Regions from separate parts of the Homo sapiens genome. Here regions 1, 2 and 3 are each linked to region 4. A link is a contact called in ENCODE Hi-C data. All regions are on one chromosome and are shown on one strand. The core of a region is the stretch at or near the end of the contact, and the rest is flanking DNA. Distances in the headings are between cores, read along the strand shown. Region 1 holds the start of FNIP2 (folliculin interacting protein 2). Region 2 holds the start of ETFDH (electron transfer flavoprotein dehydrogenase). Region 3 holds the start of LRBA (LPS responsive beige-like anchor protein). Region 4 holds the start of PLRG1 (pleiotropic regulator 1).

The links. A loop is a pair of places that touch in the nucleus more often than their neighbours do. Pooled maps may share reads with other maps.
Region 1: a pooled map shows a loop between it and region 4 (9-fold over the local background). The contact joins the promoter of FNIP2 here to the promoter of PLRG1 in region 4. A Hi-C loop is called at or near these places in 5 of 50 pooled maps.
Region 2: a map of B cell shows a loop between it and region 4 (19-fold over the local background). The contact joins the promoter of ETFDH here to the promoter of PLRG1 in region 4. A Hi-C loop is called at or near these places in 5 of 168 maps with a recorded cell type or tissue (B cell, CD4-positive, alpha-beta T cell, CD4-positive, alpha-beta memory T cell and 2 more), 1 of 37 single-sample maps with no recorded cell type and 14 of 50 pooled maps.
Region 3: a map of CD4-positive, alpha-beta T cell shows a loop between it and region 4 (15-fold over the local background). The contact joins the promoter of LRBA here to the promoter of PLRG1 in region 4. A Hi-C loop is called at or near these places in 2 of 168 maps with a recorded cell type or tissue (CD4-positive, alpha-beta T cell and CD4-positive, alpha-beta memory T cell) and 9 of 50 pooled maps.

What each region holds. Positions count from the first base shown.
Region 1 is chr4:158,767,588-158,770,287 of GRCh38, reverse strand. It overlaps FNIP2 (folliculin interacting protein 2), which reads right to left and starts at 1,262. Exons shown (of 17, transcript NM_020840.3): 1 at 969-1,262. The coding sequence starts at 1,075. RefSeq lists an enhancer at 617-1,354 and a silencer at 1,312-1,521.
Region 2 is chr4:158,671,020-158,673,719 of GRCh38, reverse strand. It overlaps ETFDH (electron transfer flavoprotein dehydrogenase), which reads right to left and starts at 1,424. Exons shown (of 13, transcript NM_004453.4): 1 at 1,230-1,424. The coding sequence starts at 1,263. It overlaps C4orf46 (chromosome 4 open reading frame 46), which reads left to right and starts at 1,833. Exons shown (of 2, transcript NM_001008393.4): 1 at 1,833-2,104. The coding sequence starts at 1,919. RefSeq lists enhancers at 1,076-1,577, 1,179-1,738, 1,581-2,217, 2,218-2,700 and a silencer at 2,159-2,228.
Region 3 is chr4:151,013,875-151,016,574 of GRCh38, reverse strand. It overlaps LRBA (LPS responsive beige-like anchor protein), which reads left to right and starts at 1,291. Exons shown (of 57, transcript NM_001364905.1): 1 at 1,291-1,373; 2 at 1,714-2,148. The coding sequence starts at 1,933. RefSeq lists a silencer at 722-871 and enhancers at 423-1,020, 1,372-1,501, 1,682-1,861.
Region 4 is chr4:154,548,994-154,551,693 of GRCh38, reverse strand. PLRG1 (pleiotropic regulator 1) reads left to right here and starts at 1,294. Exons shown (of 15, transcript NM_002669.4): 1 at 1,294-1,394. The coding sequence starts at 1,386. RefSeq lists enhancers at 961-1,120, 1,141-1,190.

The sequences.
Region 1 (2,700 bases), core at 13-2,512, 4.2 Mb before region 4:
CAACATACCTGTGCTCAAAGGCAATATAGGACATTTTAAGGCGTCTTTTAAAAGTTAGCCCTTGAAATCAGAATAGCATAGGGATTTTAAAGACTGGAATCTGTGGTCAAACTGCTTGGGTCAAAACACAGGCTCTACCACTGACAGCTGGATTTTGGGCAAGCCGCCTAAGTTATCTGTGACTTTAAGTTTCCTCACCTGTAAAATGGGAATTATAATAGCACCCACCTCACCGCATTGTCAGAAAAGTAAACGACAGAAATCAACATAAAGCATTTTAGGTAGTAAGCTCTCCATAAATGCTATCAATATTCAAAGGTATGTGTTCGAGAGATCAAATCTATTAAATATACATATCAGCTTTGATCAATTGAAATCTCGGAAATTTCATAATTGCATCTTACTCCCCCTTTCCACACATCATGCGGCATCAACCTTCCACATGATGTGGAAATTACATACTTTCATTCATCCGTTTGAGAGCTTGTCATATATGGCAAGAAAGAAGAAAGATGCCTTTTTCGTGACTGTTGCTCCTTCAGAACTTCAAAACACTGTCACGTACACAATAGGTTGGAGCTGCCCTCAAAATGACAGCTCACAGCTTTGCTGGGCCCGCAGAGGTGCCCAGGCGGCTCTGCCCGGAAGGGGTTCACCCCAATAACCGGAGAATCTCCGGTCGCCACAGCCAAGCACAGCGCACGCCCGGGAACCCCAAGGAACACAAGAGAACTCTGAAATGGGGAAGGACCCTGAGTTGTGGAGAAAGAGCGGGAGGAAGGGTCACGGAGGGTCCGGAGCCACACTCGGATCAGGCGCGTCCACGCTGACAAGCCCGGGACCAGGTGCCGGCGATAGGCAGCGCCGTCCTGGACAGTCCCTTCCCTTTCCCCTACCCGTCCCCTCCCCGGCGAGCACCGAAGCCAACTCGGGTCCCGCGCCAGAATTGCCCCCCGGCGCCCCCTCACCTAAAGGCGGGTCCTTCCTTAGGAGCCCTGCCCTGGGCAGACGCCGCCGCGGAGCTGCCGCTGCTGCCCCTTTTGTTGAAGAGCTTCTGGAGCAGGGTCGGGGCCATGATGCCGCCGCCGCAGCTCCGGCCGTGGCGCTCGGGGGGCCGGCGGCTCAGCGCGCAGCCGGGGGCGGCGGCCGCGGTGGCGGGGCCATCGCGGCGGCGCGGCCGCCCAGCCTTGCGGGAGCGCGGGGCCGCTGCGACTGAGTAACTCTGCTCGGCGCCGGAGCCGCCGGCTGCCGGTCATATGACTGAGCCGGCCCGCCACCGCCTCGCGCGCTGACAGTTATCTCCTGCGGGAGGAGCCCGCAGCCCCACGGCGGCGGCGGCGGCGCGGGAGGAGCGCGGCGGCCCCGGCGGCGGCCATTGGCCCGGCGGCCGCCCGCCCCGGGCTCACGTAACCCCGGCGGGAGGCGGGAGGTGGGAGGTGCGGCCAGGAGCGGGCGGGCGGCCCAGTACTCCGGGCACGCGGGGGACGCGGACGGGGGCAGGCGCGGCACTTAAAGGGGCCCGAGGGGCGAGGGCGGCCGCCGGGGCGCAGCTCCGCGAGTGGCGTGGGGTTCCCACGGAGCCTGGGTTCTTTCGCACAGCGAGCATGCAGCTAGGCCGATCTTTGTTCTTTAGAGACAAAGCCCCTGAACTTGGGTCCTCGCTTTGTTCAGGTACAAGAGCCCGTTCACAGAAGGCGTATGCTAGGGGGGAAGGCTTGGTACGCGCGGTGGCCGCTTCGGTGGGCTGTGATTTGAATCACATAGCACCCAAGGTTTTGTCAGGTTTCCTCCATGTCCAAATTCGATTCCTCCAGGCTTTCACAAAATTTAAACTGTTTATCCAAATCATTTGTTCTGTTTGGCGTCTTGGGCCACCATACCATGGTTATATAAGAAGTTGCATTTGAAATATTAAGTCCCCCCTTTAAAACATACACACACACACACACACACACACACACACACACACACAGAACTCACTACATAGATTTAGAAACTTAAGATATTTTATAGCAAGGGATTGTTTTTCCTAATACATATTTAACAGTCAATCAAGGCATATCAGCAGCAGATATTTGGTTTGAGGAAGGGAGGAGTTCATGTGTTTGAGTCCGCTTTCCTGCCCTGTCCCACCCCAGTCCCCTTTGGAATTTAATCCTTGGTGGTGCAGGGCTCTAAACAGCCAGTGTAGGACACGTTACCAGACTCAAAGCAACTTCTTAATCTATGTTTTAGAGCGTTGGGCTTCACGAATTTTTCCGATGATGGGAAATAGAGATAAAGTTAGTAAGACCCCAACCATGCCTCTTCTAGCTTCTCCATGAGTAGTGAACAGTGACTCACCTGGGCTCTCTTACACTTGTTGAGAGGAGGACTCTTGGAGACTCAAAAAGGAAAATATATTTCCAAAAACATAAGTAATCAAAAGAACCTATTCTGGGCCTATTTTACTTTGCATTTTCTTTTTTTAATTGTGTTAGTTTCTGGACTTGGTTGGGAACTAGCTGTGAATAATGTGCTGAAATTTCACAAAGGTAAGAGAAAGGTGGTAGAAATGGAAACTTAGTCATTTGTTTCCTTCGGACTTTTACTGTTAAAATGGTGGATTAAGTGTTTATCCTGATGAGCAATCATCCTTTTGCACAATTGAGTGTACACAGAACCCTAATTTGCAACTTTGCTATTTCTGTTTGCTGAAGG
Region 2 (2,700 bases), core at 175-2,674, 4.1 Mb before region 4:
GCAGATAGCATCTGACTACTTTAACGTTCCAAACACCATCTTATCCATACATTAAGTGCAGCAAAAAATGCATGGGTGACATGAAATTTAAACAAAGTTCTAATTTCTTAATATATGGAAGCCAAATTTAACAAAATTCTACTTTCATGAAATTTCATAAGAATATCCTTGAATTTGGAATATTTAGACTTAATGATTCTATCACCAAAACTTAAGTAAACTAAAGATTTAAAAAAATTAAGCCAGTTATGACAGAATATGAGATCCTTTAGGGAACTTTTCTGTTTGAATTAACGACAACAACAAAAATTTAAGTAAAACTTTAAAAAGACCATCCAACTTCATCTGTCACGATGGTTCACAGAATACCCATAACACGATAAAGCCCTTAGAGTTAATTTAATTTAATTTTTTTTTGAGACGGAGTCTGGCTCTTTCACCTAGGCTGGAGTGCAGTGGTGCGATCTCAGCTCACTGCAACCTCCACCTCCGGGTTCAAGTGATTCTCCTACCTAAGCCTCCTGAGTAGCTGGGATTACAGGAGTGGGCCACAACGCCCAGCTAATTTTTGTATTTTTAGTAGAGATGGGGTTTCACAATGTTGGCCAGGCTGGTCTTGAACTCCTGACCTCAGGTGATCCATCCGCCTCAGCCTCCCAGAGTGCTGGGATTACAGGCTTGAGCCACCACGCCCAGCCCTTAATTTTAGACAACGCAGAAAAACTGGCTCCAGATACACTTGGGTGACTTGGTCAACATATGAATGTTAACCATGATGTGACAGATCAGACTTCAATTTCTTTAGACTGAACTAGAATGGCTCCGAAGACGAAAGTCAGGTCAGGACCAGGGAGAAAAACTGGGCAAATACGATTTTTTTTTTTCCATTTCCAACAGAGGTTTGAAGATTAGAACCAGGATTTGGGAAGCCTCAGTTCAGGAGTCCACCGAGGTGTGTGTGTGTTGACAGGTGGTGGTGATGCCGAGGGCGTGTTGACAAGTTTTCCCCGCCCTTGACCTTTAGCCTAGATATTAATTCTACCAACTGGGGCAACCCCAGAGGGAGGAAGCCAGGGTCCCCCAACAGGCTGACAGCGCGTGACCTTTGCCCTAGATAGCCTGAGAAAGCTGATGAGAGAAGGGGCGAGAGGTGCCTACAGCCCCCAGGACCGGCCTTGTCCCTTTTGCCCTAACTCCTCCACTTATCCCCACCGCCCGTTTCCTCTCACCCAGGCAGGACAGCTTGGCTAGCGGCACCAGCATGTTCAAAGTCACCAGGACTCTCGGTCGGACACAACAGGAGGACTGTCCGCTGCTCGCGGCGGGCGCTGGACCTCTAGGCCGCGGGGGGCGCCATCACCTGCCGGAAAGCAAGAACTCTGCTGCAGTTCGCCTCCCCGCTCTGCCGACCGCTCTTGCTTCACGGCGTTCCCACCTCCTTCTCGCTCTGCGCCGGCGCCATGGATGACGCAACGGCCAGCCGAGGCTTCCGGGTCATGTACCAAACCAGGGAAAGATAAGGGACTCCAAGTCCCAGCCGGGGAGCGGTGAAACAGCCACAGCGCGGCCAGAGGGGTCCGCGAATCCCACAGCACGACGCACGCGCAGTGAAAGGCAGTAGAAGGCGGGGCGACGCACACGGCTTCCTGGGAGGTGTAGTTTTCTCTACGAGTGCCCTTCGAGATCGATTGGAGGCTCGCGCAGGAGCCGTGAGTTGCCTAAGGTGAATTGACTCATATGATTGGCTGTCCCGAAAAATGAAACGTCTTTGTGGTCCGGGGCTGAGACCCACGAGGAGACTGGGCGGGATTTCTGGCGTTAGGAGGCGGGGCCTTTCGGCTTTGGGCGCGAGTGGTTAAAAGACAGTTGGTGTCGGTTCGGCTTCTCGGGTCGGATTCCGCGGTCCCAACCCTTCCCCATGGCCGACCCTGAGGAGTTGCAGGTTTCTTCGCCGCCCCCGCCGCCTCCCTCTTCTCCCTCCTCTTCAGACGCCTCTGCAGCATCTTCCCCGGGCGGCCCAGTGAGTTTGGGCTGGCCAGTTCCGAGCAGGAGCAGCGGCCCAACGGTGGACCAGCTGGAGGAAGTGGAGCTGCAGATCGGAGACGTGAGTGTGGTGTCGGGACCGCGTCCCCCCTCGGCGCCTCTGGGAAGACCGGCGGCGGCGGGGCTCGCGAGGCTAGGGAATCGGTCCCCCAACCCCCATGACCCGGGACGACCGGCCCTTCTGCGCCCCAGAGCGTGCGGGCGGGAAGCGGGGGGGATGCCAGCAGCTAAAGTGCCACCCCTCTCTGAGGGTTCCCCCTTTAGATTTAGTGGTGAGGAGTCTTAAGGGGTTTTCCTTCCACCCGCCCCACCCCTCACTGGTTTCTTTTTGTCTCGCCTTCTGGTTTCAATCATCCGCAGTAACCCGAAGCCACGCAGCTCTGCGCTGCCTGTTGCTGGCTCTCTGCCTCCTCCTTTCCCATCGGAGAATAGTTTTCATTGCATGGGTTTCGGAGAATAGTTTTCACTGCATGAGTTTGCTGGCTTTCTGTGGGTACTTGAGATCAGGCTGTGATTTCTTTCCATGGGACTTAGAGCCTGCTGTTCTAGTTGGCCACCTGCCCAGGGACAGCTGATAATGCCATTGTCTGCCCCAGGCCTGCTTAGCGCTGGACCCAGCTTGAAGGGTTTAGGTCACGTGGATTGGCTTCTTTGACG
Region 3 (2,700 bases), core at 42-2,541, 3.5 Mb after region 4:
CACTGAGTATGAGGACCTATCTGTACTACCTAATATAATTTATCTTTTGATCTACTCTGAGAATGACGCGAGCCTAATCTTCACATTGGAAAATCACGAGAGGAAAAAACCCTTCGGAGGTCTACAGGCACAAGGAACCCTGTCTCCACGCTGTTTATAGCAGCTGTCTCAGGAATCCTCTGCCTAGAATGAATGTGGGAGAGGTTTCGTGGCGCGGCAGCTGCAAAGCAAGGAATCTTTCCCATTCCTCGTCGACTCGGTCCCCTCCCCTCCCCTCCCGAATGGCGGCAGCTGCCGAGGTATCCCAGTGGAAATCTCCAAGTCTCCGCCGAGAGCGGCGGGCGGGCAACAGCTGAAAGCAGCCAGGGGTGGGGACTCCTCGCTCCCATTGGGCAGGGACAGCAGCCTCACTGGCTCCAGCGCCGTCACCTCTCTGGCTCGTAGAGGTGCCTCAGGTGTTCTTCTCCAAGTCCAATGAGACACCTAGGCAACGCAGCGCGTGTTCCCTCCGCGCCAAGAGACCCTACGGTAACTTAACAACAGCAGGAGCGCCAAAATCCCCGCCTCAGGACTTGGCAGAAGCACCTCCCGAGGTCCGAGAGTGGGAGAGGGGAAAGTGTAGGCCCTCGGACGGAAGGGTCTCTCCTCGCCGGGCCGGGTACACACCTGGTGCTACCAGAGCAGCGCGCCTAGTGCAGCCGGAAGCCCCAGCCCAGCACTCCGGCTGGCTCGGGGCCCCCTTGGCTGTCCGCGCGTCGTCACCGCGCCCCCGCCGCGCGGCTGCCTCCGCCTTCGCGCCCTCCCGCCCCGCGCACTCGCGCTCGCGCACGCGCACGCCGCGCCCGGCAGCACTCGGCGCTGTCATGGCGGCCGGGAGCAGCTTCAGTGGGCACACGACAGCCGCGCGACCCGTGGCGGGGCGAGCTGTGGCAGTAGCATCCTCACCACTCGCAGCAGCCTCAGCCGCGGCGCCCGTAGCGCCAGCAGCGGCTGCTTTTGCAAAGGCTGAGCGCAGGGGCGGGGCGGGCCAGGAAGCCATGGAGTTCTGTGCAGCCGCGGACTCCCGGGGAGCGGACTAGGGAAACTTGGAGGCTGCGACCAGGTGCACTGACCTCTCTGTCCTCCCTTCTCTCCCTGCGGTGGCCGCTGGGTTTCTCTGGCCGCTCCCCTCCCTTCCTGCCACCACACACACCTCCCCACCCCTTCCCGTCGAATCTCAGGTGCCTGAGAGAGGTGCTTCACTCCTCCCACTGGGCCGAGCATTTAGAATAATCACCGCCCCCTTCCCCCGCCTTTTCCTGCCCTGGATCTCCGCCGCCACCTCGGTCTCGCTGCTCCTGGGCGGGGGGTGAGGACGAGTCCGGAGTATCTGGGTGAGGAAGAACTTTCTACCTCTGTGATAGCTTGTGGGCCCCCCTTCTTTCCTCCGATCCCTCCTTTCCCCGCGACAGTTTCTCTTTCTAGTGCACCTGTGAGGAGAGGTTACCCTGCGCCTAGAACCTGCACGAGAGTGGGGGAGGAGTGAGCCTGTTCGGGGGCCTCTTGGACCTGCCTTCACCCAGAACCCAGCTTTTTGAGCCCGGGAGAAGCGGGTGGCTAGTAGTGGGGTGCCTTTAGTAACTTACTTGACCGACAATAACTATTTCCCTCTTGTCCCCTCAAAACCCTAAAACAAAACCTAGCCTATTTAACATATATTTAATCTTCCAATAGGGTTTGGCGTTGTTGTCAGCCTCGGGGAGAGAGATTGGACAAATATTCTCCAAGAGGAGGAGGGCGACGCCAAGGACTTTCCACATCAACTGCTTTGGGGTATCTCCACAAGTTGGAAGAGGGACCCTTTCGTTTTGCATTGCGTGTGTTGTGCTCATTACCAGTGCAGCGACTGCCGTCCCAGGGTGACTCTGAGTTGTCCTTTATCGTGAGCTAGCAATGGCTAGCGAAGACAATCGTGTCCCTTCCCCGCCACCAACAGGTGATGACGGGGGAGGTGGAGGGAGAGAAGAAACCCCTACTGAAGGGGGTGCATTGTCTCTGAAACCAGGGCTCCCCATCAGGGGCATCAGAATGAAATTTGCCGTGTTGACCGGTTTGGTTGAAGTTGGAGAAGTATCCAATAGGGATATTGTAGAAACTGTCTTTAACCTGGTAAGTCCATGAATATTTTATAAGCATATACTCTTTTCAGTGGGTTGGGGAACAAGATCTTAAAGCTGGAGCCATGTGGTTTACTCACACTGATGGTGACTTTTTTCGTGTATAGGGACACAAAATTCTACTCACCTAAATGAAACAATTTCATCTGTTTTTTAGATTGAAGGGAATTGTGCAAACTTAGATGATCCAGGTTTTGTGAAAGTGAACACATCACTTTTGTGCTAAGGAAATAATTGTTGCTATGGAAGTATTGGGGGGAGGTTCTAGCGGAGGAGTTATCTCTAATTTTTTTTTTCTTGGCTTGTATGCCTAAGTCTGCGTTTCCCTTTACCACTTTAAATAATTTCTTGTGACCTTTTTTTGGACTTGAGAATTAATGTCTTTGATTCTGTCGAAGTTATGTTTTGCTACAATAAGTTTAAAAATTTGTTTGTAGTGCTGATGCAAGATTAATTTGCTGCAAAGTTAGTATTTTTAATTTTGACTAGTTTTATTTTTAGACATAACTAACAAAAGTTAAATTGGTGATGAATTTAGGATTGC
Region 4 (2,700 bases), core at 45-2,544:
GCTGTATCTTCAAGTAAAAACATGACCTTAAGGCAGGGCTCAGTGGCTCATGCCTGTAATCCTAGCACTTTGGGAGGCCGAGGCGGGCGGATCACCTGAGGTCAGGAGTTCAAGACCAGCCTGGCCAACATGGTGAAACGCTGTCTCTACTAAAAATACAAAAATTAGCCGGGCATGGTGGCGGGCGCCTGTAATCCCAGCTACTCCAGAGGCTGAGGCAGGAGAATAGCTTGAACCTGGGATGCTGAGGTTGCAGTGAGCCAAGATCGCGCCATGGCACTCCAGCCTGGGCGACAAGAGCGAAACTCTGTCTCAAACAAAAACCCATGACCTTAATGTTTTTAATGAATTTCCAAGTAAGGTTGATTTATATTGCTATTCTTTTGCTAGATTTTTTCCCCCTCTCAAAGTGTAAGCAGTATGCTCTCAGGACAGGATTAGTGAAACTGAAACAGGGCCAGTAAAATGTTTGTCTATTTAAGTTTGTAAATGCCTAAGTCCATCCATTTTTTTTTTTACATAGAAAAATAATTGGGTAGGGTTGATCACAAACCACAGATTTTACCAGGGTAGAAAGCAAAAATACCAATACTTGGCACAAGGATATGTATAAATAAAAATGGCTAAAGTCTCCAATTGTGTCTTCTACCAGCTTTGAAAAGCTGTACCCTGGCATTGTTGAAGCCACAATAATCAGCAGGCAACTAGGAAATGGACAAGAGCTATGCAGTTTTGAGAAATTAAAAAAAAAAATCTATTAGCAGAAAATAAATATGGGGTTTTGTTATAACTACATGTCAAAATTTTCCAAATTAAAACAGCTATTCCTCAACGTTCACTTAACAAGTGTTTACTGGACTGTTTAAGCGAAATTGTTTTCAGGTGTTAAGCCTACAAGTGTCCAAGTGCTTCTCGCCAGGATTAGAACCAGGAGACACAAAGCACGCAGGCGACCTCCAAAGAGATCAAGGTAGTGGAAATGCCTTAGATAGAGCCCACGGGAGTTTGCTCTCCAGACGCTTAGGTTCTCTGAATAAAAAGCGTTAAGCTTCCGGGGAATACAGCACGAACAACCAGGACCCCAACTAAGGCAGAAAACATAATTCTAAGATTTCTTCAGAGGGACGAGTGAAACCCTCCACCCAGGCCCTTCCAGGAGTCTCCGGCTTTCAGCCTCGAGACTCCGCCCTAGAGGCGGTCCCGAGGAGGGAGACCCGCCTCCTGATCCTAGATGGCCGAGGGAGACTAGCGCGCGTGCGCAGAGCTTGCATCACATCCGCCGCCTGGGCGCCCAATTCCGGAAGGTGCTGCACAGCTGTGGCGGCGGGTACTGCGTTAGTGATTAGAGTTTCTTCCCTGCCGGAGGTGGGATACACGGTAGCATCATGGTCGAGGTAAAGTGACACTGGGGCTCTCAAGAGTCGTTTGTCTCTGGACTGTTTTTTTTGGCAGTGCGCGTGGGGGATTGAGAGTACTTGGAGTCCAGAGAGAAAAGAGGCTACGAGGGGAGCTATTTGGCCAAGGCCGAGTGGTCTCTTCTTCGGGTTTTCGGGGAAGGGGTAGAAGCCGGATGAGAACCCGAGTCGGAGGTTCAGCCTGGGCGCGAAGCCTGAGATAATTCGTCCAGTCCTCGTTTGACTCTTGGGAGCTGGAAAGTGTCCTCGGAGGCGGGGCCTCTGTTGGTGATCGACCACTGGTACTTGCCGCCCTCGGGGCAGTGTCAGTGAGTCTGTGCCCTAAAAGATTGGTAGTCTTCTCTATCTTGCGTTCAGGTCGTCTCTTATTTCACCTCTACCCCCAGAAAAACTTGCCGTTCTTTACATCTTTCCCTGGCATGAACAGCCAACGCTGTTAGCTGGTCTTGTCCATCTTACCCCACATGTTTATTGATTCCATTCACTCTTCTCCATATCCGCTGCAGTCCACCTTAATTGAGACCAACATCATCTTTCACCTGGACTGGTGCATTAGCTCCCCGTTGGTTGGTTTCCTTGCTTCCATTTTGTTCTATAAGTTGTTCTGTTTAAAACGTAAGTTGTTCATACCTTTCTTGTTTAAAACCCTTTACTGACCCTATGTTGCTAGAACAAAATATAGGCTGTTGTAATAGTCTAAAAGACCTTACCTAATCTGGACCTTGTCTACCCTTGCAGCTACAAAGCACCATCTCATCCTCCATACACAGCTGTACTGCGCTCCTTGTATTATTTCAGTTAACTGAACTTTTTTTTACATGACATTTCCATCAGCCTGGTTCGTTCTTACCTCTGTTTTGTGCAAGGCTAACTCCCTTTCTGCTTAAATATCACCTTAGTGAAATCTTTCACAATTATACTTAGTCCTTCATTCCCTGACTCAGCGCCTTGCTTGTTGCCTTCATAGCACTTATCAAAATGTGGAATTATTTTACTTTTTATTTGTCTGTTTCCTCTTGAGCACAGGGACCATGACCACCTTTTTATCATTCTATTGTGAGATTCTAGCACAATACCTGCCAGACACACAGTAGGAGCTCAGTAAATATTTATTGAGTAAGTTAAACTCCGGCATCACTCAGTTGCTAAACCTGAGGTTCTAGCCAAAGAGGAGCTTCCTCCTCTTCTCTGAACTTGACTCCTGTAGCTTGCAACAAGTAGCTATGGTGAGTGGTATAAAGCTTTTTACATATTTAAACACGTGAAGTGTATAATCAATCTGACT